Linked DNA regions of Mus musculus: regions 1 and 2 are each linked to region 3. Evidence: chromatin loops called from intact Hi-C (ENCODE). Cell type or tissue: gastrocnemius. All regions are shown on one strand.

Region 1 (8,000 bases), 64 kb after region 3:
GGTTCTTGGCATTATTTGGGAGGAAAGTTTTTACCAGGCATCTTCTGGACATATTTCTGGCTTTAATTCTTGTTTTCCTCACCTGCCACGTCCTGCTTGGGTGCAGCTTTGTTATTCGTGCACAGTATTTGAGAACCAGTCCAGGCTGGTTTCGAGACTGTAGCTTTCCCTAAGGGACCTTAACTGTTTGGGGTTTGGGACCTCTGCCTTCTGTTCGTTATGTTGGGTTAAAGTAAGATAATTCTGAATCATATGGCCTCTTCTCACATTTCTAGAGAACATCCTCAGAATACCGGAGTCAATCACTGCAGCCTAAGGTTCTGTGTGATCCTTCATACTGAGGTCACAACCTCGAAGCCCTTCTTCCTGTTCAGGGCCGTGCATATTGCCTCTCTGTTTCCTCTAATGCATAGAACTTCCCCCTCAGAAATGTTCTTACTGCAAAATATTGTTGTTTAAACACTTCCTTCCCCCAATCCTAAAGAATAATATCGAGGCAGTTTCTCATGCTGTATTCAAAAACAGAACAGTGGCTTTAGTCAAACTTTAAGTATAAGTTTATTTTTCACTGTGGATGTGCTTTGATTTTAACAAGAAATCCAGTCCTTTTTGGTACAATTATAAAGTTTGGAAAGATAAGTCACCCTTACCCCCTTTTCACCCTAAAAGTCCAGCTCTGTTGACCCTCCAATTAGCCTCCAGTTGCTCTCCAGAAATGAGATGTCCTGGAATGACATGTAGGTGAAAGATCAAATCAAGGCAACAAACTGCAGGAAGCAGCAAGACTGCAGACTAGGAGACTGTGACTTGTCACAGCTTGGAGGGAGGCACCCAGGAGTGTGCTAGGGGTTGCTTTTGCTGAGCCTCCAGAAGACTTGGACAGACCCTTTCCTGGGAGAAGAGATCTAAACCGAAAGGGAGAGGCTTTTCCACATGAAGACAGAGAGGATTTATCACATCAGACCACCCTGTAAAAGGATCAAAATTAGTGAAGACTTCAGAAACTGTGAATTTAGAGTGTTTTTAATTTTTTTTTTTTCTTTTTCCTTAGGCAAGTCACTCTGAAATACACAGTAGGTAAAGTTAAAGACATTTGCCTTACAGAAAAACACATTGATATTCGCAGATAACAAATATGAATAATGTTTAAAATTCAAAGAACAGGGAGTAAGTTAAATGGCTGTCTAGCGGGAGATTAGTTAAAACAATAAATCATAATATTTGTTCGTAACTGCACTTTATGCTTTTCATTCTTCTTGCCAGATGCTTTAAAACAGATGCTTCTGGGCTGGAGGATTCTGATTCTTTTAGCTTTCGAGGTTGGAATGTGCTGAGCTGGACCCCTCCTTCCAAAGTGACTATTTTGTGGTGGAATGTAAGCATTGGCAGTAGCCATGCTGTTCAGGGGGCCACTTTCAGGAGAACATGTTTTATATCTTTTGACCTTCATTCTTGGTGCCTCTGTTCCTCACTGCCTTACTTCCCCTTACTTAAAGTGAGTGGACTCGGCTGACATGCCTTTCTTTCCCTTGGGTTCAAGTCTCCTTGGCCTATGCTGTTTGTTTCGCTATTGGCCTTCTTCCAGCTTGTCAGACATGCCTTGGGGTGATGTGGGGACAACTGAAGAGAGTGTCGGAACCACAGGCATGTGAGAGCCATGTCCTCACTCCTCACTGGAGAGCAGGATTCATGCACAAAAGCCACACTTGAATGAGCAACATCTGCAGTCTTTACCAGCTTCCTTACACAAGGCCTAAAAGAGATTCATTCACCACAGACCACCAAGCAACATCCCACAGAGGGTGCTGGGTCCTGATGCTGCCTAAAACATTTTTCATTATTTTATCTCAGTTGCATGGCAAAAACTTTCCTAATGTTTTAAAATTATTCCTGTATAGAAGTTTGCTGAGTTGTATAGTCTTTCGATCTGGTAAATTTTGGCGAGTGTGAGTGTGTGTGTTTGTGTGTGTGGTTTTTTTTTTCTCTCCTTATTTGTTGCCTTTTTAAAAAATAAGTTTAAAAAAGGAAAGTTGTTTCATTTGAAACATGGTCTATGATCAGAAACAAAGGAAAGCATTCTAGAGTGACACTAGGGAAACAGCTGTGTAACATCACACCTGGCTCTATGAGTTTGATTTTAAGAGCCACGATGGGCTGCTGATCTTGTGTTTTAAATGGAACATTGAGGCTTTATGACATGGGCTGCTGATCTTGTGTTTTATCTAGAACATTGAGGCATTATGACAGTTCTTATTTTACATGTAAGTACTTAGCAGTTTCTGATAAGTTGTTACTTTGTCATAATTTTCTTTTCTTTTTCTTTAGTGGGATGGTTTCCAATATTTCTTGTAATTGTAATTGTTTAAGGGAGGGGAGGATGTCTTCTCAGAATGTCCTCATTAAGTGCCATTCTAGTGCTAGGGGAAGGGGAGTGAGCCCTGGGCTGCTGCAGAATGATGCAGCACAGAACCAGCTGTCTGCCTACTGTGCTTGCCAATGGGAGGATGGGAGCTTCTGGGGACATGGGGGGCGGGAAGGGGCGGACAGAGGCAAACTCTGTACACATCACTGAAGTCTCTCTAATATCAGTAATTCGGGGGTTATAATATTTATCCTACTCATCTCTTTGTTCTAAGTATGCAATATTCTTTACCTCTTAAGTCTCAGATAAAGTAAAGTTCATTTATTTTATTTTATTTGCTTCCAGCAGTCTCTATTTCCTGCCACCCCATTGGCTTTTCTTTGAGAGTCTTCCTTTCCCTGCTAACATTTTGTTCAGTGATTTGTCTTTTTATTCTGTATCTTGTTTTCTTCCTCTCAAAAAACTATCCAAAATTAAAATACATTTTAAAAAAGAATGAAAGATTTAGTTGCTGTACAGAGAGCCTGGCAGCACACACCTGCAACGAGATTAGGTGTTTATGGCCAGCACGAGGTTATATAGCAAGACCCTGTCACAAACAAACAGTAACAGCAATAAAAGAACCGATTCTGCCTTCACTTGAGATCTCTCTTCATTCTTCAGTAGCAACATTCATCTTGTTCATGTTTGCCCCTTTAATGTCCTAATCATTGTTGCAATTTAACTACATATCCATATCTTTTTGAAAATGCCCTCACTGGGGCTAGAGAGATGGTTTAGAGGTTAAGAGCACCGGTTGCTCTTTCAGAGGTCCTGAGTTCAATTCCCAGCAACCACATGGTGGCTCATAACCACCTATAATGAAATCTGGTGCCCTCTTCTGGTAAGCAGGCGTAATGCATGTAGAATACTGTATATCAAATAAATAAATCTTAAGAAAGGAAGAAAGAAAGAAAGAAAGAAAGAAAGAAAGAAAGAAAGGGAGAGAGAGAGAGAGGGAGGGAGGGAGGGAGAGAGAGAGAGAGAGAGAGAGAGAGAGAGAGAGAGAGAGAGAGAGGAAGGAAGGAAGGAAGGAAGGAAGGAAGGAAGGAAGAAAGAAAGAGCCCTCATGAGGGGATGAGAATGTAACTCATTTGATAGCATGATTGCCCAATGTCCCACATGCCTGAGATTCTATCTTCAACAAAACAAAACAAGGTAAAGAAAATATTAAAGAGGACCAGGGTTTTTGGGGTTACTGGGGTTATAGTAACCTTGCAGATCTGGGATCTGTTCTCTGCTCTTTTCTCTTGAGTTTTCTATAAAACGACCATTGTCCTCTGTAAAGCCATCACTGTCTTTTTGCCGTTGTTGCTTTTCCTTTTTCTTCTTGGTTTCCTTCATGTCACTTTGCCACGATTCTCAGTTCACCATTTTTTATTGTTCTTTTGCACTTTATCTCAATCTTTCTCCTCACCCTGGATTTACTTGGTATCCATGTGTTCCCATTCTGTGTACCCCCTTGAGTTCACTATTTTTTGTGACTTAGTGTGATCATCAATTACCAATGTGCCATCACCTACCAATACCACACTTTTTAGTATAAATAATGAGTCCATTTATTAACACTAACAGGAGCTCTGCGTTCTATATGACCAAGGACAATTACGTGTCTTCTAAACTTAGTCTGTTTTTATTGTTGTTGTTGTTCTTAATTTGTAAAATGGTACTGTATAACAGTAGTTCTTAACCTTCCTAATGCCAAAACCCCTTAATACAGTTCCATGTGTTTTGGTGACCTCCTCATCCATAAAATTATTTTTGTTGCACTTTATAAGTGCAATTTTGCTACTGTTAGAAACCATAATGTAAATATTTTTGAAGATAGAGGTTTGCCAGAGGAGTTACCCCCCTACAGGTTGAGAACTACTGTTGTATAATTAAGTATTTTACCGTTTCTTGTCATGACCCAGAAATTAAGAAGGTCAATGAGTATTGGTTGGAGAAGCCAAGGTGAAAGGGAGCTTTAGTGGATATCATCAGGGTGGAGGAACAGTCAGCATGGACGTAGAAGAAGCTAGAACAGGACGGGAAGCACTGGACCTTGCTCAGAGTTGGCTGCTGAGGGATGAGTGCAGAAGTGTGTGTGTCATGAGAAACATGAAGATTCGAGAGAGCAGCGAAAGCAGAAACTGCTCCCTCAGCTGTACTGCAACTAGAACTTTCTGTTAGGGAGTCACTGTTTTCTGTAAGCTTTTGTGTTTAGAAACATTAATAGAATCCTGCATATTGCTCATGATCTAAGTGATGAGAGCTGACTATAACTTAAGATGTACACATCCCAGTGGTCCGGCTGACACTCTGGTATCCTCATGGAAGTAGCTTAAACATTATTCATTTATTCACTCATTTTACAAAATAGAACCTTTGCCTCTTACACTTTGCCAGGTGTTTGTCTTAAAAGGCTTAAAACAGAACTACAAAACCAGATAACTCCCATGGCAAACTTGTGCATCTGAAATATTTTAAAATATTCTATGCCTGGGGCTAACTCTTCAGCAAACTGCTCTCACCACTCAGGAATGCTAAGGAAGTACTTGTCTTAGGTTTCCATGGGTCTGTAGCCCCAGACAGTCAGAGACTCAATGAAACCATCTACTGTGTGTGCTTTCCTACTCCTCCATATTAACTTTCTAAATCTTATATTCATGGATTAAGTATTCATCAAATATCTCCTCTGCCTACCCTCAGTTCACTGTGCTGGCTTTTAAAGTAATCATGTTCTAGGATCCTGGAATTAATCTGAGATTTGAGCTCTTTGAAAAATTGAAGATGTTGGACAAAAGTATTATATTCTCTCAAGCAATTGCCTGTACTAGTAAAAATATGTGATGGGACTGGAGAGATGTCATGGCAAGTAAATGCACATGAGCCTACACAGGATCCAGGTACCCACATGACCTGTGAGGGCACCAGGCATACATGTGGGATCACAGTCATACATGTAGGCAAAAAAATCCATACACACAAAATAAAAATTAAAAAATTAAGTATTTGAGAAGTTATCTAGGTTGTTATTGAAAAGAATAATCATTGTTTCCTTATTAAAGATTTCAAGTGTAACACATATATCTATAAGATTTGATTGATTGAATTTATTGATTAGAAGTGAAGATAATATTTGTAAAACAAATCAGTGACTTATTTCTTAATAGTTTCTTAACCTTCTGTAGGAGACAGGAGTCTAAGAGAGACTTACTGGTGCTTATTGGTACTTGTTCCCATGAACTGACATCCTTTTCTGGAGGAAGAGCTGATGCTTCCTTCCTGCCCTGGAGAACTGATTACAGCGAATGTTTCTATTTTCACTCATATATAAACACATTTCAGCTGGGGAAAATGCAATCATAGCATGACTCAGCAAAAAACGGGAAGGACTTTGTTCAGAAAAGAACAACCCAAGCCTCACAGTAACATACTTTCTTGCAAATATTTAAAGTTACCTTGAGAGGGAAAACCAGGCTGATCGTGAAAATTATCTTAGTTTCAAGGTTGCAGGAAGAATTGTAAGGACCGTGCCAGACCCAGAAGACATTCCCTGGGAGCGACATAAATAACATTGTCTTGCTGCCAAATGTGAGGGATCTATAAACTTTCAGAAATCCACACTTTGTTATACGAAGATTAGACAGTGGAATGCCTCTTCAGGAATCTCTCTATGGAATCCCTCAGGCCAAGTTCTGAATAAGGCTATGTACTTGCTCTGTGATCTTGTTTGAAGAGAATAATTTACCTTAAAATCAGGGACTGACCTCATTTTGCTTCTCACTGTGGGAATAGGCAAAGCACAGCTGGAAGACCTATGGAAACTCACAGTCAGGCCACAGGAGAGCACACTTGTGCTCACAAAGGGGTGTGGATATACAGTATGTATCCAACCTATATGTGAGCAGGACATTTTACTGTACTGAAGAGATTTATTAGAGAAGTATAGTTTGATTAGCCATCTATTTATCAAATCTGCACTGAGTGTTTGCTATGTTGACACGTCTTCAGACGTTAAAGAGCTTGTAGTCTAGGGAAAAAGGACTGTCAAAGAAGGAGAAATAACCAAGACCACATTTTGAAAATGTGAGACAGATGTTTTTTCAAGTTGTTTTTAGATCATATGGCCCTGTGGTTCGTGGAGAGTATATACACATAGATGGATCACACTGGGGAAAGGAAGTGTTTAAAGACAGTGAAGACCTAAAGATAAATAAGAGCGATGTCAGTCAGGCTAAAATAACATGATAGCCTAGATGATCATCTGAGGAGCAGAATTAGCATAGCTGCACTGAGGAGGAGTGAGACAAAAGAGCAAGATGGAGAAGGGGCTGAAGCTAGGTCAGGTTATGTCCAGCAATCCCCTGTCACCGTGACTTTAGGGTATTTCAGGAACTTGAAGGGTTTTTACAGGGGAACTATCTAAACAAAATGTTTTTTTTAAATTAATGAATATCTTTTCTATCACAAATTTTGTTAATACTGAAATGGAAAATATATATATCCAGGAGTCCTTTCTTTTATAGGGGCCAAAACTAACAATTTGGAGGCTCTATGACAGAGATTTTTGTGTTTTACATCTATGGTTTGGTAATTTAAATTCAGATCCAGTTAATTCATTTATTTTAAATTGAAAGAAGTATATGAAAGATTTTCAGTGGGAAATGAAATATTCCATATTTTTAGTTTTTTAGTAAATGAAGCTAGAAACTCTTGATGTAGCCCTTCCACTAATATGTGACTCATTATTTCTTTTGAAAGAATCAACATATTTAAAGTGATCATGTACAAATGTGTTTATCATTTAATTATTATATTTAAAATTATGTTAAACAGAACAAAACTTGGAGAAAAATTTCTTCCTCTGGAGCAAATTATAAATGTGTAGAATGGTTGCAAAGGATAGTTCTCTCAGGCTAAAAGCAGTAAGCAACAACAAAGCTTACTTTTTAATTATAGCAAAAGTAAACCATGTCAGAATATGTCTTTCTCATAAGTGAATCTGAGGAATTCTACTTTCGTATCTAAAGAAATCTTTTGTGTGGGAGCAGTGTCTTTAGCACAAGCATTCCTAGAATTTATGGTTGATCCTGCCTGCCTCAGTGTCCAGAATGTTGGTATTATAGGCATGTGTCACTACAGGCAGCTAAAAGGACATTAATTTTCTCATATTCACTGAGAAAAAAAAAAAAGAGATTTCACACTACAATCATTAAATAAGGCATGTAATGAGCTGGGCATGGTGGTACACATCTTTAATCCCCACACTGGATTAAAAGCAGAGGCAGGTAGATCTGGTTTAAGGTCAGTCTGGTCTACAAAGTGAGTTCCAGGACAGCCAGGGCTACACAGAGAAACCTTGTCTCAAAAACAAAAGAAAAGAAAAGAAAACAAAACAAAACAAAATGTTTAATGATATGGTAGACATTACTTTATTCAGTGTTTGAGAAAAGGAAGAAGCATTGTCACATACTATTTCTAATTAAAAACCTCTCTAATATTGAAGGAAAAATGTTATCAAACTGGTAGAAATAAACTAGTAAGAGTGTGCCTATCCTAGAGTAAGTTGGTGAATAGATTTGTAAACAATGTAACCTTGCTGCTTAGAGAACTG
Region 2 (8,000 bases), 100 kb after region 3:
ATAGTATTGATACCGGCTTACAGTTTCATATAGTTAGTTCATTACCATCATGAAGTTCTCTCTCTCTGCTGTCACTATACATGAGCATATCAGACATGCGATTAGAGAGGTAGCTGAGAATTCTACATATGGACAGGCAGCAGGAAGAGACACACGGGGCCTTGCGTGAGCTTCTGGAGACCTCAAAGCCCACCCCCAGTGACACACTTCCTCCAACAACACCACACCTACTCTGACAAGTCCACAACTCCTAAAGAGGGCCATACTCAAACCACACCGCCTAAGTAAAATTCATGGACTATGGACTGTGCTATCCACATTTCAGGATACATAACTTTTTTTTTTTTTTTTTTTTTTTTTTTTTTTTTTTTTACATAACTCTTTAATAGTTTGTTTGAATGCTGTTAGACAGAGACAAAAATCTGTTTATACAAGACAAGCTATGGCACTTCATTTTCCCCATGATTGTCAAATGCTAGCAAAGACTCACCCCACCTTTCCTTGCATGCTTCTTGTGTTATCCTGCTGAGAAGGATGTCCCCAGTCTTTGTTCTCATTTTCCACATGACTTCTGAGGATAGTGTCAATGAGGATTTCTGTTTCCAATCTTGCCCTCTAGGGTACAATTGCTATAGCTTTGGACCAAGCACATCTTGAAGGTCACAGACCACAGGCTCTTCTGTCATACTCAGAAATGTGGGTCTCAAAGCTGCCTTGTTCTGTACCAAAGGAGGCTGCAATTCAATAGCAAGAGCATCCATAAATTTTTACTTAGGGCCAGCAATTCTCTGGTGACTTTGGAGAACCACAATTTGAGAATAAAGAAAGGTAAAAGTGATAAAAAGCCAGCTAGAACAACAAACTGTGTGAATGGAGATGAGTAAGTCATCTCCTGACCCTGCATGGAGTCCCTTCTAGTATAAATGCCACTCATCAAATCACTGAGCTGGCTGGGCAAGTGGACAAGGATGTCTTAAAATGGTAGACAGCCATTTCTGAAGGAACAAGATGTTTATTTTCCTATGTGAACCAGAGCACAATATCAATATTTGCATTTCAAGTGCTTGTTTTGGGAGCACATATTCTTTCACCCTTCCGTTAAGCCAGGTGACCATGCAGTGCTAGGGTTTATTAAAACCCCACAAAACAATAGGAGGAACTGTTGCACTTTCATGTCTGATTATTGCATTTTGTGAACCCAGCACTCTGATCTCCCAAGGAGTTTCTAAGTGAAAGGTGTGTCATCTTTAAAGCTATCTAACCAAAGAGCTGTATTTCCACAATTTACATATGTGAATCTCAACTTTAGTATGACAAAGGCCAGTTTGTCACTTTGGGGCTGGGATGGGAGTGGTGCCATACCATGGGGCTCCATTTCTAATTTAATTTTGTGGTTACACAGTAGCAGAACTGAGAGAAGTCATTTTGTCTGATTCTGCAGTTTAGAGGAAGGAACTGTAATTCAGAAGTCAGTGGCTTGCTCATGGGTTTTGAAAAACAAAATTAAGCAAGCAATCAGATCACTGCTTAGGTCTCTCGTGCCTTGCCGCTTATCTTTATTTTATTTTATTTTATTCTAGCCTCACTGTATACACTGTCAAATTCTAATTGGGGCTCTTTCTGCCTTGTTCTTCTTATCTCAGAGCTATTTTCCAGGGATGCTCCTTGAAGGTCTGAAGTCCTGACCAAGTCTTATCTCCTGCCACTTCAGTGATCCTAGCAGAATGATATGAGTCTTGTTTTTATACACATTCTTTAAATATATATTTTTTAATGACCTAGGTTAAACATGAGGTTATTTGCACCTAAATATGTATGGCTTTCAAGAGACAGAAGACTTATCTAATGTGGTACTTACTGAGCCAATTTGACTTGATGTTTGCAATGAAGCCTATTTGACACTGTACATGTATTCACTTCCATCATTTGAAATGATCTTACTTACTTTTTCAGTTGTTTGAAAGCTGCAAGAAAAGTAGCCACTACAACTGACAAAGGGACTTCGAGGAATGAGAAATCTGAAGAGGAAGTAGTCATTGTGAAATGCCATCCTAAGAGCCTGGTAAACTGAGTGTCAGTGGCCCTGCCAGTGATCTCAGGACTTACAATGAGGCATCTTCCAGCATCCACCGTCTCTCCCTTCATGCTGATCCACTCTGCCCTTCTAATTGCTTCTTTTATACCCTTTCTGTCTCCTTCATTACCAAATATATATTTTCATTTTTAACTTGAATATATCAATTATTCATATTTGTGGGGTATTGTGTGGCCTTTCTATACAGATTACATGGGTAATGATCAGACTGGAATAATTAATATATCTATCATCTATCATCTGGCCTTTGTATACAGATTACATGGATAATGATCAGACTGGAATAATTGACATATCTATCATCTATCATCTTGTACACATTTAATTTTTTTAAGCCTTCATCCTTTCTTTGTGTGATGGTGGGAATATTTAAAACTATTTGCTGTTTTCAAAGTCACCTTATCATTGTTAATCATCAGCAGTTGCATGTACCATCGAACATTAGAAGCTATTCCTGCAGCTGTTCTGTTGACCACAAACCATCCTTTTATAAACCTCCACTCTGAGAAATTTAATTTGGTATTACAAGGTAATTTCATCATTTTCTTGGCTACAGGAAACAAAGTTTAAGAACAAAGAAAAAGTTTCTAGACGTCGTGTTCATATAAGGTAGCTTTAAAGAATAACCACAATATTACTAGACTCAAGTCACCTCAACTAGATGGTTATGTTTAACTCAGACGATTCTATGAATGCAGGCTCCTCAGTTCTAACAAATGTTATCATTTGGCTGGGTGTATTGAAAACGTGGAAGTCAGTCATGTGTAGGGGAGGGGATTTCTGAGAGACCTCATAAATCTTTTCCTCAGTTTTGTCGTGAATTTAAATTTGGTTAAAAAATTAGGGCTGGAGAGGTGGCTTAGTGGTTTGAGTGTGTACTGTTATTGTAGAAGACTTCAGTTCAATTCTCAGCATAATGTCAGGCTGCTCACAACCTTATATAATGCTGGAGTCAGATCCCCTCTAGCGGCCTCTGTGGGTACTGCCCCTCATAAGTTCCTACACCCCACTATATGCACAGTAATTTTTTATTTTTTTTGGTTTTACAAGACAGCGTTTCTTTGTGTAGCCCTGGCTGTCCTGGGACTTGCTCTGTAGACCAGGCTGGCCTTGAACTCAGAAATCCGCCTGCCTCTGCCTCCCAAGTGCTGGGATTAAAGGCGTGCGCCACCACGCTTGGCTTGCAAAGTAATTTTAAATAGCCTTTAAAAAAAGAACAACTCATCCTTCCAAAGGGACATATGATTAATGCAGCAGGCCATGAAGCAACGTTCAGCGGTCCAGGTGATTGATTTTTGAGTTCATTACAGTGTCATTTCAAAAGTTGTGAAGACAAATGAACTATAGTTATACAACTAGGTACTATGCAAAAAAACCCAGAACATCACAGAAGGAATGAAGGGCTGCTAGGAGTCCTATCATGAATGCTGTCATTTGAAAATGCAATCCATGTCCCCCACAGGCTTACATGTTGGCTTAGCCTCCAGCTGGGCACCCAATTTAGGTGATAGGATCATGTTGATTGAAACTAACTTCATCCATGGACTATTTCACCCATTAGCAGCTGAATGGAGATGAGGCCACTTGGAGGGAAGTTACTAGAGGTATCTTTGAAGGGCGTTATCTTGTCTCACATCTGCTCTCTTGGCTGCCACTATACACAAGCTTGATGTCACATCCTCCTGAGCTGCTCACAACCTTATATAACACTTCTACTTCACCACAGTCTGAAAACTGAGTCAGCTGACCATGGACACAGTGAGCAAAAATAGTCTCTCACCCTTTAAAACATGGTACACCCCATTGATACAAATTCATCAGGTTAAATTAGTGTTGCCTAGCAGGCAGGGTATGGAGGCTGAAAGAAGTGGAGAAGTGGGCAGGTCTGTTTTGTTGTTGGGGGTTAGAGGGATGAAACTGCTTAAAAGTTGGTTTCTATGATGGTACACAATCTGTAAGTATTCTAGACCTCACTAAGTTGTGCACTTTATATGCATGAGTTAGAAGTTACATCTCAGTACAGTTGATATTTAGTGTTGATTAGAATATAGTCCATTTGTGCTACTATTAACACAATGTTGCTTATACTCTTGTCCTATAGTGGCAAAGGCTGGGAAATATAACCAGAAAGAAATCATGTCTGGTGTGAGAATAATTCTGTGCATCATTATTGGTAAAGCCTCTAAACTTTTGAAATCTTTTTATACCTTCAAATTAAAGATAAGGGTATATTTGTCAACTATAGTCAGCTCTGTCACAACAAAACCTACCAGAAACAAAGTTTCTTTGTAATTCAAAATAGAAATCCATATGTGACAAATGCATATGCTCCATAACTGCTTATAAGGTCTGACAAAAGCAGAGCTTTACAGAGCTTTCTTAAAAAGACTGGCCAGCACTCTTACGATGGCTCATAGTCACGGGTAACTAGTTCCAGGGGCTTGATGCCCTTTTCAGATTTTGGCAGGCACCAGCGTAGCCAGTGGTACATATATATACATTCAAGGAAAACATTCATACACAGAAAATAAAAAAATCTACACAAGTAAACACGTTTGAGCAGACCTGAGTAACAGGCCTATCATCCTGGTGATTTGGGGGTCAAGAAAGAAGAATTCCAAGTTCAGGGTTAGCCTAAGGTACTTAGCAAGCACATAAACAAGCAAATAAACACAAGGCTTTAATATTTTGTCTTAAGAATAAAATAACTTTATAAAAATTTTTGGAGTATTAACAGACAGTAAACATTAAGTACAACATGTCTCTTTGTCATGGCACAGCCATGGCCTACTACAGAGCAGTTAGCCAGCTATAATCTACTTTTCTGAACTTTCTCAGCTCCTTCTCTTCAGATTTTGACAGCTGATGTATAGCATCTTCTCCCAAGTCCGTGTTGTTATTTGTTTCCTTGTCTTTTTCAGTAAGATCATACTCTTCATCTGAATCATCACTTTCTTTGTTTCCCTCCATATCTACATCATCAGGAACCTCTTCAGCACTTTGACAATAACAGAACATAAATACCATTAGATATATCCAAATTAGGTCTTTTTAATTAAAGACACCCATGTTGAAATAATATATAGACAGAACAACTCAACTGAAAACACTGTGATAAATGCCCTTATGGAGCACAGGCCTTAAAAAAAGCAAATGAACTTAAAAAAATGTGGAACTACAACTTTAAGCAGTACACACATCTCTTCCTCAGCTCTTCACAAGTGTTGCATGTAATAATCTTATGTCATTAGCTACATTTCAAAGGTAAGATACAAATATGGTAGATGACACTCCCAAACAACTCAGAAGACAAACCACCTAGAATTCTTACCTTTTAGTCTCTTTAGACAGCAGCAGCGAGTTTACAAACAGAGAGCACAAGAAAGAAGCTGATGGCAGGACATGGGCTGGGGTGTGAAGAAGCTATAGGCACACAGAAAAGTCAGTTTGTTAGAAAGATCACCCTCTGGCACACTGTGGCTTCACCTCCTAATATCTTTTATTCTAAATGGTCAGCCAAACACAACAGGCTTCCCCGAAGAAAAACCAAACCAAAGTAAATAGTACTTCCAGTTTCCTGCACTGTGTGGTCCCATCTCCTCACCCAGGTACAGGAGAGCATCAGCCCACTAAGGTTCCTTACTCGTGTGGACATAAGACGAATCACTGTATCTGTTCTGTCTCCCAGGATCTGCAGTACTGATCACTCACCTCAGTAATTGCAGGTATGTTCTCTGTTAAGGGGAGTTGTACCAGTTCATTCTCTGAAGTTTCTGTTAACTTTGCACCCTGCTGTTGCCTGTGTTTTCCCAATATGAAAGAAAATGGGGTCGTTGGCAAACTTTCTTCTGCCAGCAGCTGTATGGATGTAAGAGAAGAGGAAATTATTTCAATAAAAAGATGGAAATTCTTTGACTGAACAGGTTAAGGGTCACTGAACTATAAAATGACTCTGGTGAAAAGCTTGAAATCACATGATGTTACTCTCAGGCCATAGACAAAGCAACTGATGCCCAGTGCCCCACTTTCTACATGGGAAAGCTAGCCAAAGACACTAATGAGAGAACCATGCCTTCCTTGCTAGGGATTATAAAGATTACAGGAACGTGTTTTCAGAGGCCATATGCTCATACTGGCAAAGAACTGGGGCAAGGTCACACAGCGACAACCTGGAAGGATGCAGCAGGTTAAAGAATAAAACCTTAGTAGAGTCAAGAAAACAATATTCTAAGACAAAAGCAAGGGGTGTTGTGTGTGTTGTTGATACACATGACAAAACTGCCCACAAAATAGGCAAAAACTGAAATACAGTACAAGGATGGGACTAAGCAGAATTCTTTTTAAAAACAAAAAACCCAAACAAACAAGAAAACAAAACTAAAAGCCAGGGAGGGCAATTTTGGCTGTGTGGGAGATGGAATAAATACCTTCTGAGTCAGTTACCTATTCAAAGCTCTCCTGGGATCTGCACACTGCATGAGAGCAAAGCTGGAGCTACTTAGTAATGCCTACCTTGACTCCCCATTAAAAGTCCCAAGACACACCTCACTCACCTTTCCTGTCTCCAACCCTGCTATATTTCATTTTCTAAAATGTACTACATATTTTACTGACTTATTGGTTGTTGTTTAACATCTGTATCTTCTATAAAAACATTTTTAGGGCTGGTGAGATGGCTCAGTGGGTAAGAGCACCCGACTGCTCTTCCGAAGGTCCAGAGTTCTCAAGTCCCAGCAACCACATGGTGGCTCACAGCCATCCGTAACGAGATCTGACTCCCTTTTCTGGAGTGTGTGAAGACAGCTACAGTGTACTTACATAGAATAATAAATAAAATCTTTAAAAAAACCCATTTTTAACAGACAAGGCTGCTTTGTTAACATATCCCAGTTGTCTATAACAGTTCCTGGCATATAGCTGATTACTAACAAAAAATGTGAGTAAATTCAATGAGTTTTCAAAAGACATTATGCAAGCTGTGGTAAATGGTCAAAGATGAAGAACGTCAGAAGCTACATAATCTTTGTCCAGCACCTCAAAGTGCCGAGAAACGGTTTTCAGTTTACATTTATACCCAACTAATCAACAAGTAGGAGCGAACAGAGAATACTTCCAAAACTGCAAGGCCCTAAGTTCAGCAAGGTGATAAGCCATGTTTGAATAGAACAGGTTTCACCAAAGTACGTACGTGAGCAAAGAAAGCAAGTCTATGGGACCTAGTGTCACAGCGGTGAAAAGAATCCCAGAATGCCGAGCACAGGCTCTAGGATGAGCACTGTTAGCAGATTCACAGAATAATTAGTCCAGAATGAAGTCAGCCATGGGTCTGAAAAGTTTTCATGACTTGAAAGAATACATATGTTTCTGGAAACCCCCCCCCCCCCAATAATTTGGATAAAGTCTGGAGAAGAATTAAATAGTAAAACAAAACACAACAAAACACCCAGCTAATAGAAAAAAAGGCAGCAGTAATTAACTTCATGAGGGAAAAAGTTGATCACAAAAAGAAAGTATGTGGACTGCCTGGCTATGAATGCATTTCTATGTTAAGGCAATACAAACTTTCAGCATTCCAGAACTTCAATAAATTCAACAGATAACTAAATCCAGAATCCATAATCTAAACACGTTCTTGGAGATATGAATTTCAAGCTAGTAAATAAAACTCTAACCACAATTACAAGATGTTTCTATAATGATGATCTAGTGTTGCCCCTCAGTGTTGATGGAGGGCTGGCTGGTTCCAGAAAATAATTCAGACAACAAAATCCAAGATCCTTAGTGGACAGAGTGGGTTGGGATCTCATTTAAATATAAGCTAAGCACATTTACTCTGGCATGTACCACCCTACCCCATCTACAACTGATTATTTAGCCAATTACATCCCACAAACTAGACGTGGCA
Region 3 (8,000 bases):
GCAACTTCTGATAAGTGCCTTGTCTCCGATTTGCCACTTGGGTAGTTCTAGGCGCCTTTTATTTTGCATGCTGCTGAATGCAGGTAACACTAATAGAGTGTTTCTGACAACATTCCTGGGAGAGGCTTTCTTTCGAAATGTTGAAATAATTTCAGCAGTGATTTCAAATCATATGGGACTAGAGGGCTTTGTCCAGGTCATGTGTAAAGGCCTTTTTGTTTTCTCCTTAAAGAGCTTTAACCACAATAATGTCTGTGTAAGCACAACTCAAGGGTCTAAGACCAGGGAATTGCTCAAGGATCTCATAGCCATGGAACAACATTATTGTAAATATCTTGCGCTCCTTGGTGACATGTAATGATAATCTGTCATTATCATTTGGTAACAAAACAAAAACAAAAATAAGTGGTTAAAAGTAATATTTACTGAAATAAAACAGAACAAACCAAACCAAGGAGAAGTATAGTGCACATACCAGGAAAGGTCTTGAGCACTGGACCTCGAACTGTTTCCTAAGTAGAACATTTTTGCCTTTTGCCTAGAATGCAAAATTTGTGACTAGAAATTTCTGGCCATCTTAGTAGGAATTAGCTTCGAGGGGTTTCTTAGAAGCAGGTATGCTGTATGGCATGTCGGAGGCAGATGACTTGAATAGGTGTGTACACTGAGAACTCTTTGGAGGTATGAGAGATCTGAGATTTATACTCTCTTCTGTGAGGGCAGCAAGCAATTGAGAAATCAAATGAACAGGGACCTAGTAGCTGAGACCTGTCTGTCTGTTTGGATAAGCCCTAGGATGGCAAGGCTGAGAGAGGTCTTTAGGGTTGTAGTTAATAAGCATCCAGCTTTGGTGTTTAGCTGGAAACAAGCAATAAAGGAATGGACTTTATTTCATAACAGAAATAAAGTTAGACAGAAAGGATCTATGGCAAAAGTTAAGAGACCAAAATACTTATTAAGTGAAATTCATATATATTTTCTGGCTATATATGGAGAAAATTAAACAATGAACACAGCTCTCTATTTTAGTTTCCAATATAACGTGCAAGATTTGATTTCTGTTTTCTTCTTTCTACATATCTTTCCTATATTAATCCCTGATTTGGGAAAATGGCAGAGTTTCCTTTTAAGACACTGTTTTTTGTTTTTGTTTTTTTAATAACTGAGGTAAAAAAAATCACATGAGATAAATTCATTGTTTATGTCATTTTAATACAGCTTTGACACTTTGGATAATTCACAATGTTGCATCATCACCAGTGACAAGACATCCATCATTTTATGCCCAGTGCCCAGGATCTTGTCATTACCTACTCTTCTTTCAGACCTTGAGGACAACTATGATATTATTATTATTATTATTATTATTATTGTATACATTATTGTAACATACACAGTGTATATATTACCACGTATATAATGTAATAAATATATATTTAATATTCATACACAAATACTATATATTATGTATAACACATACTTATAAATGTTTATATATTATATGTTATAAATGTTGTATAACAAAATATTTATATATAATATATAATGTAAATAATGTATATTACATATTAAATATATACTTTTGAAATATTATGCATTCATTTTTTAAAGCTAGAGATGTATGAGGAGAATGGAGGAGAGGTCACGTATTTATACAAAGCTTGCCAAGGTTGAGTTTCTTGGGATACTCAACCAAAATAAAGCGTTATGATGATGATCATCTTTCTGTTCGTTGTCTATGACTTGAAGTAAGACCCTGAATTTGAATTTCTCAAGAGTCTACTCAGTTTGAAGCTTATAGAAGTCTCAGACAGTCTTGAAAGGCACTTGAACAGAATTGTGGCTTTGTACTGTTAAAGCTTTGCATCTGATGGGAGCTCTGTCCTCAGAGCTAAGGCTTCCTGTAACAGTGGATGATAACCCCACTGTGTTTTTTCCTTTTCATTTGTCTTCACGGCTGTGGAGTAGTGGCCATTCCCTGTGCTGTTTTTGATCTGGAGAGCTGCAGGTGCAGAAGAGGCAACTGAGGGCCCTGGAGGTAAGTAAAAACACAACTTGAAAGGAAGGAATAAGTCCTTTTATTCCCCAACCATAAATATGTGTTAACAACTTCCAATCAGAGTACATTTTATTCTGGCTGGAAGATTTAAAAGGCTCTTTTAAAACTAACAGACTTTTAAACAGCTCAATAGTGACACACGCCTGTTATTCCAGTGCTGGGGAAGCTGAGGCAGAAGGATTCTGAGTTCAGAGCTGGTATGAGTAACTTAGATTCTGTCTCATAAATATCATATTGAAATGAATTGAGAAATAGTTTTGGGGGGCACTTATTTTTTGTTTTTGAAAACTGGTTTAAAACATGCATGACTTGTTTAGTTATGATTACATTGATAAGAAAGTTATATATTTTCTGTTCTGAGAGGGAAAACATTGCTTTTGGATGAAACTTTACTTTTCAATCAGTGAAATGTTTCTGTGGTAGGAGGAAGAGCCAGTGGTGTCTTGTGACTGAGCTATGCTTTCTAATCTGGAATGTCAAGGCCAGGAAACTCTGTCACTTGTGTACTCCAAGCGTTCTGAGAATTTTTATTCCATTTTCTATTTTAACTCCTTCTATGTCATGAGCTCCAACAATACACTAACTATTCATTCCCAACGACTAGGATAGGAGCCCTGGCCAAGTCCTCAGATATTGAATGCTTTTTCTGTCTATGAATCTTGCTCATTTGCTGCTTGCTTCACTGTGGGACCCCACCTGTTCTTAGCACTCTCCTAGTTTGGGCTTCTGAGGACTCCTTGGTGACAATGGGGAACAGAAGCTCCCCATTGATGACAATGGAGAACACATCACACTTTGAAGCACGCATCAACTGAGCTCCTGTTTCTCAGAGTCTTCTGACTAGATGTGGGGGATAGCTCTTAAGGCACACTGTACTTAATGCAAAGGGCATGGAGATCCTGTTATTGGCACATACGTGCAGGGAATCAGGATAGTTTGTATTCTGAAGATCAACAAAATTAAAGGAAAGGAAGGAAGGGCTGGGGGAAGAGAGAGACAGAGAGACAGAGAGACAGAGACAGAGAGAGACAGAGAGAAAGAAACCGTCAGAACTTGCTAGATGATCCCTTCCTAAGTGCTTCATGTAAGCACACTTTAGGTTTACTCCAAAAGACATTTGGATATACTACCCCATTTTGCAACTTCAGCAGACATACCCGAACCTGCGATAGAGGAGAAAGGACTTAAACGTTTTGTGTGTCAGGAGAGAGAAAGGTTTGCAAAGGACAAAAAGCGGTTGCAGTAGCAAAGCCCTATCTCGGTTCTGCAGACCTCATCCTAACGAATCCAGCTGCACCCCGCCCGCAAAGACCTTTGGGGCTTCTGATAGAGAGTCCAGATACAAGGCCTGTGCTCATGAGTGGCTCTCTTCATTACCAGGTGTCATTCTGGCAGGGCTGGAAGAGTGCAAGCCGGTTGGAGTTTCAATGTTTAGGATCACTCTTGAAGTGTTGACAAACCTGACAAAGGTAAGGGAAGGGAAGGGCTGACACAAGAAGCAGGTATGCCCTGGGGAGGAAACGGAGGTCATTAGAGGCTTACACCTGGTGTGTATTCACCTGTCCCCCCAGGAGGCTACCAAAAGGGCTTTATCTGCACGGGGCCAGACCCAGGGTCCCAACTGGGACAACCGGTATTCCTGGTTACTTCCCTTCAGCACTTGGAGCCTGTGGAGTAGCCAAAGAGGCAGGAGCGGCTAGGGTTAGAACTCAGAGGGAAAGGACAGTGAAGGGCGCTGCCTCCTTGCAGTGCCTGTGGCACAGAAGGCGGCCTGCGTTCGATCACTGGGCTGCGCGGGGCTACATTGTGATCTTTGAGCCTGCTTCCTGAGCTTTGATTCCGCAGCTTTTGAGAGAGAGCCCTCTCTATAGTTCGGAGAAGGAAAACATTCTGCGCCGCAGGCAGGCCGGACATGACTTGTATTTACTTAGCTACCTGCATTCCGAAGGGTAGCTAGGGTGGGAGGCTCCTTTTTTTCCGCGCCAGCTCCCGCTGAGCTTTGCCTAGGGACTGTCCGGCAATCTGGTGGCCAGAGAGAAGAGCTTCCTTCTAGCACCTGCCAAACGACTTTGTGCAAAATGTTTCTGTAGTGTCCCCTCGGGGTCCGCATACAGTCCCCGTCCTACTGTGCGGGTCACCCCTTGGCTTCTCCTGCGGTAGCCCAGCCAAAGCGCAGGTTGTTTGCGCCTCCTGGGAGGGCGGTGGGAGCGTAGCTGGCGCGGACCTGGACGTCCAGCCGCGAAGGGCGGTCCCTGCTCTCTCAAGCTCCGCCCCCGGCTCCCTATAAGCCGCTGCCCTGCCCGCGGCGGTGGCGGCGGCGGCGGCGGCGGCGAGAGCAGGCTCGGGGTCTCCTGCGGCCGGTGGATCCTCCAACCCGCTCCCATAAGGCTTTGGCTTTCCAACTTCAGCTACAGTGTTAGCTAAGTTTGGAAAGAAGACAAAAAGAAGACCCCGTGACAGCTTTGCTGTTGTTGTTTGCCTTAGTTGTCCTTTGGGGTCTTTCGGCATAAGGCTGTTGTGCTTATACTGGTGCTATCTTCGGTTCCTCTCACTCCTGTGAACAAGCTCCCGGGCAAGAGCAGCTAAAGCTACCAGCATCAGAACAAACAAGGGGAGAACGCCTGGTGTCATGACCAAGGCAAGAGATCAAACCCATCAGGAAGGATGCTGTGGTGAGTTGAGTAATCGAATGTTTCAAATGGTGGGAATGCAGGTGGGGACGGGGAGATGTAGTTCCATGAGGGTTGACTTGGGTTTTGATGGAGGGTGAAGAAGAATATAAACTCATAGTTTGAATAAAAGAACTTACATATAGGCAGGGATAGAGTAACCTGGGCAGGGTGAAATTTCTTGCATTAAAAAAACAAACCCCACCAAAGTTAAGGAATGTTGAAACAAGAGTTTCTTCACTGCCTGAAGTTGGGGCGGTTATTGACCAAGAGACAACGCTGAATCTTAAGTGGATGCTATTAAGTAAACTGAATGCATCAGTCTTGTAAGTGACCTGTTTAAAAAAATCAGACTTAATTACGACCAAAAGCAAATTCTAATCTGAGCACATTGGGGTGCTTAAACACGTTTTTTAACTTGTTCTCTGTGCCTTTCTAGGATCCTTAGCAAACTACCTGACCTCAGCAAAATTCCTCCTCTACCTTGGCCACTCTCTCTCCACTTGGGTAAGTGAGAATGCACACAGTTCTTGAGACATCGTTGCACAAGCTGTTGTTTACTCTCATCGGAGACAGTTGTATTGGAGAACTTGCAGTTTTCTCATTCCGTTAAGTAAATAAATCGTTCTAAAACACATGTTTCAACAAAAACGTTGTTTTCTTCAAAGATGTTTCCCATGAGTGTTAGTAAATTTTACTTAATAGTGAAATTCTAAAGCTTTACATAGACCGACAACTGTTTGAAACAAGATCCACAAGGACAGGAAAACTTGCATAGTTACTAGGGTTGGTAAATTCTAACTGGGCCTCCTACTGAACTGGAAAGGTATTTCATGGGCCCTCTTGGGTTTACGTCTGGTACCAGCATGCAGCATTATAGAAACAGAGTACAAGGGTAGACTGGCGAAAACTGGCATAATAGGATTACAATAGTATTGTAAGATGAGTTTAAGTATACCTAATCAATGATCAAACATCTAAATGATAACAGCTCTAATCTTCGAAGTTGTTATCTGTGGCTACTTAATTTGTGGGTAGTGTTAAAAGCCACCACCCAATGAAAATTAGCTATGGATTCACAGTTCTTCCTTTGGCTTCCTATGGGAGAATCTCAGTTTTTCTGCTGGCCTGGGATCCTCTATCAACTCCTCGATACTCATTAGCAGGCTGGCTGTGCTCAATGGATAATTATTAGAAACTGTCGGGTTAAACAATCATTCTTACTGCTTAAAAGCATAAACATATTCTGTGCGTTACAAATAAGGAAAATGAATTTCTAAAGAATATTTTGAAGTGCTAATTTCTTTTTAATGAAATCCCCTATTGATTGATTTATAAGACGTGAATGGAAACCATCATGAGGAAATGTATTCCCTATGCCATTGGGAAATTAAGTTGGGTTGTTGGCTCTCTAAGGAATAGCAGTCCTAGATAACTTTTTAGAAAAGGAAGCTCCCATCTTTTTGAATGCTTACAAAGGGGGTGATTTTGCAAATAAATGAATAAACAAAGTGGAATTGGCTAGAGTTTGCTTTGAAGATGGGTATAAGGGGGAAAAGCAAAACAAAACAGTGAAGAACCCTTTATACATCTAAACCAATAGTTTGTTCTCCCAATTTAATGTCATAATAAGCATTAAAAGGACCAGTAATGGACGTGTCTGAAGTCCCCTTGGACAACCAGGTGCCTCGCTTCTAAGCACTGATTAACTTCCAGGTTCATGTGACCTTTGGGTGACAGACTGGGTGTCAGGCTCCAGAAACATGAGAGGAGCTATGTGTGTTCCAGGGCAATTTGAAAAAGACTTCCGTCAGAAAATTTAAAGCAAGTTCCAAAAGAAAATGAAAGATGCTTGTTGAAACCTAATAGTAAATTAAGTAAATGGACAGGTCCTCGGGAGAAAGAGGGATGAAAAGTAACAATAGCACTGGAAGCCATAGAAGGGTGGGTCGGATTTTATTCCTCACTGCAAAGGAATGCAAGAAAGGATTGCTAATTTTGTTTTATGTCCTTCGTATCTTGTGGGTCACTCTGTTTACATATATATATATATATATATATATATACATATATAATATATACATACATATGTGTGTATATATACATATATGTGTATATAAAATATTATTATATATTATTTAATTATATTTCTATTTAACTATTATTTATAAATAAAATATTGTATATACATTTTACAGCACTGCTAAGTCATGATTTCTTAGATATTGGATATAGAAAGCAATTGGACAGAAGATTCTCTGAAGTTGGGTTTGTGTTGAATTGTATGGTTTTTAATTTCTGAATTCCTGTCTACTAATGGATCAATACATTTTATGCTACCATTGGAGTACAAAATAAGTAAGAAGTAGATGCTTTTGTTCAGGCGTTTATAATTTAATTTAGTATGGACTTTTAACAACAAAAATAGCAATGGAAAGCCTGTGTGTTTTGTATCCTGCTGAAGTTTTGATGCCCATAGTAGCGTTGGGCACGCATCAGAAACCATTCTATGGCCAGTTATTAAGTAGATTAATTACTGTGGTTACTTATTCTCAGATTCTGCGTGGGTAGATTGGCATGTAAACAAATATCAAAGTATAATGACATTTTATAATGATTTTGTTTGACGGGGAGGGCAGAAAATGGAGGTGTGAAAGGGATGGGTGAGCATTTAGTCCAGTGTTTCTCAACCTGTGGGTCACAAGCCCTTAGAGGGTTGAACAGCCCTTTCAGAGGGGTCACCTAAGATCATCAGAAAACACAGATATTTACATTATGATTTATGATCTTTTTGAATAATAATTGGGAAATGTATCATTCTTTGACCCAAGACTTCTCTACCTCTTCACTGTTAATATTTGGTGTCTGGAAATTCTTTTATGGACTGATAGATGCCAGTAGTATTTATCTACTTCAAGCTCCCTGCAGGCATGAAGGTTGTGTTAACTCAAAGCATCTATAGACATTATTAGCAACTGATCCCTGAAGAATAGAACCATCTCTAGTTGTGAATGCCATGTTTTCCATATTAGCACAAATCTATTTAAATTTTGAATATTTAAGATTGTTACCTTAGTTTTATTAAAATTTAATAGCAGTTGGCTTATCAATATAATAATTTTCTTCCAACATAGGAAATGTATCATAAGGATTTTGTGAGACTTTGGGAAGAGCTCAGAGTTGACATGTTTTCACACAGAGTCAAATATGTAACGAACTAGGTCTGTGAATTTAGTGATGATGTTACAAGACATTGTCTTTCTTCATGTTAA

The links. Hi-C counts contacts between places; a loop is a spot of excess contacts. Peaks named below come from ENCODE experiments on the same cell type or tissue, not always from the same donor. Only the 100,000 strongest peaks of a DNase experiment are listed, where the experiment ranks them.
Region 1: it touches region 3 in a loop (1.9-fold over the local background); 5 of 42 quality-filtered maps call a loop at or near these places.
Region 2: a loop joins it to region 3, with 4 times the contacts of the local background. A loop is called at or near these places in 23 of 42 quality-filtered maps.

The regions. Positions count from the first base shown.
Region 1 is chr1:45,858,300-45,866,299 of GRCm38, reverse strand. No RefSeq gene overlaps it. Among named protein-coding and RNA genes, the nearest start is that of Gm30900, 32 kb to the right of the region's middle. In gastrocnemius, a CTCF peak has its summit at 3,243 (motif pointing left); no DNase peak of the experiment used is centred here; H3K4me3 peaks cover 736 bases; H3K27ac peaks cover 4,229 bases.
Region 2 is chr1:45,820,401-45,828,400 of GRCm38, reverse strand. Wdr75 (WD repeat domain 75) reads right to left here. Exons shown (of 21, transcript NM_028599.3): 19 at 5,807-5,953; 20 at 5,427-5,518; 21 at 4,763-5,093. The coding sequence ends at 4,886. It overlaps Gm30900 (a long non-coding RNA gene), which reads left to right. Exons shown (of 2, transcript XR_373390.3): 2 at 1,954-2,250. Among named protein-coding and RNA genes, the nearest start is that of Gm30900, 5.5 kb to the left of the region's middle. In gastrocnemius, a CTCF peak has its summit at 3,068; a DNase peak (open chromatin) is centred at 3,065.
Region 3 is chr1:45,921,952-45,929,951 of GRCm38, reverse strand. It overlaps Slc40a1 (solute carrier family 40 (iron-regulated transporter), member 1), which reads left to right and starts at 4,358. Exons shown (of 8, transcript NM_016917.2): 1 at 4,358-4,731; 2 at 5,168-5,235. The coding sequence starts at 4,689. In gastrocnemius, no CTCF peak of the experiment used is centred here; DNase peaks (open chromatin) are centred at 4,071 and 4,294; H3K4me3 peaks cover 2,521 bases; H3K27ac peaks cover 1,298 bases.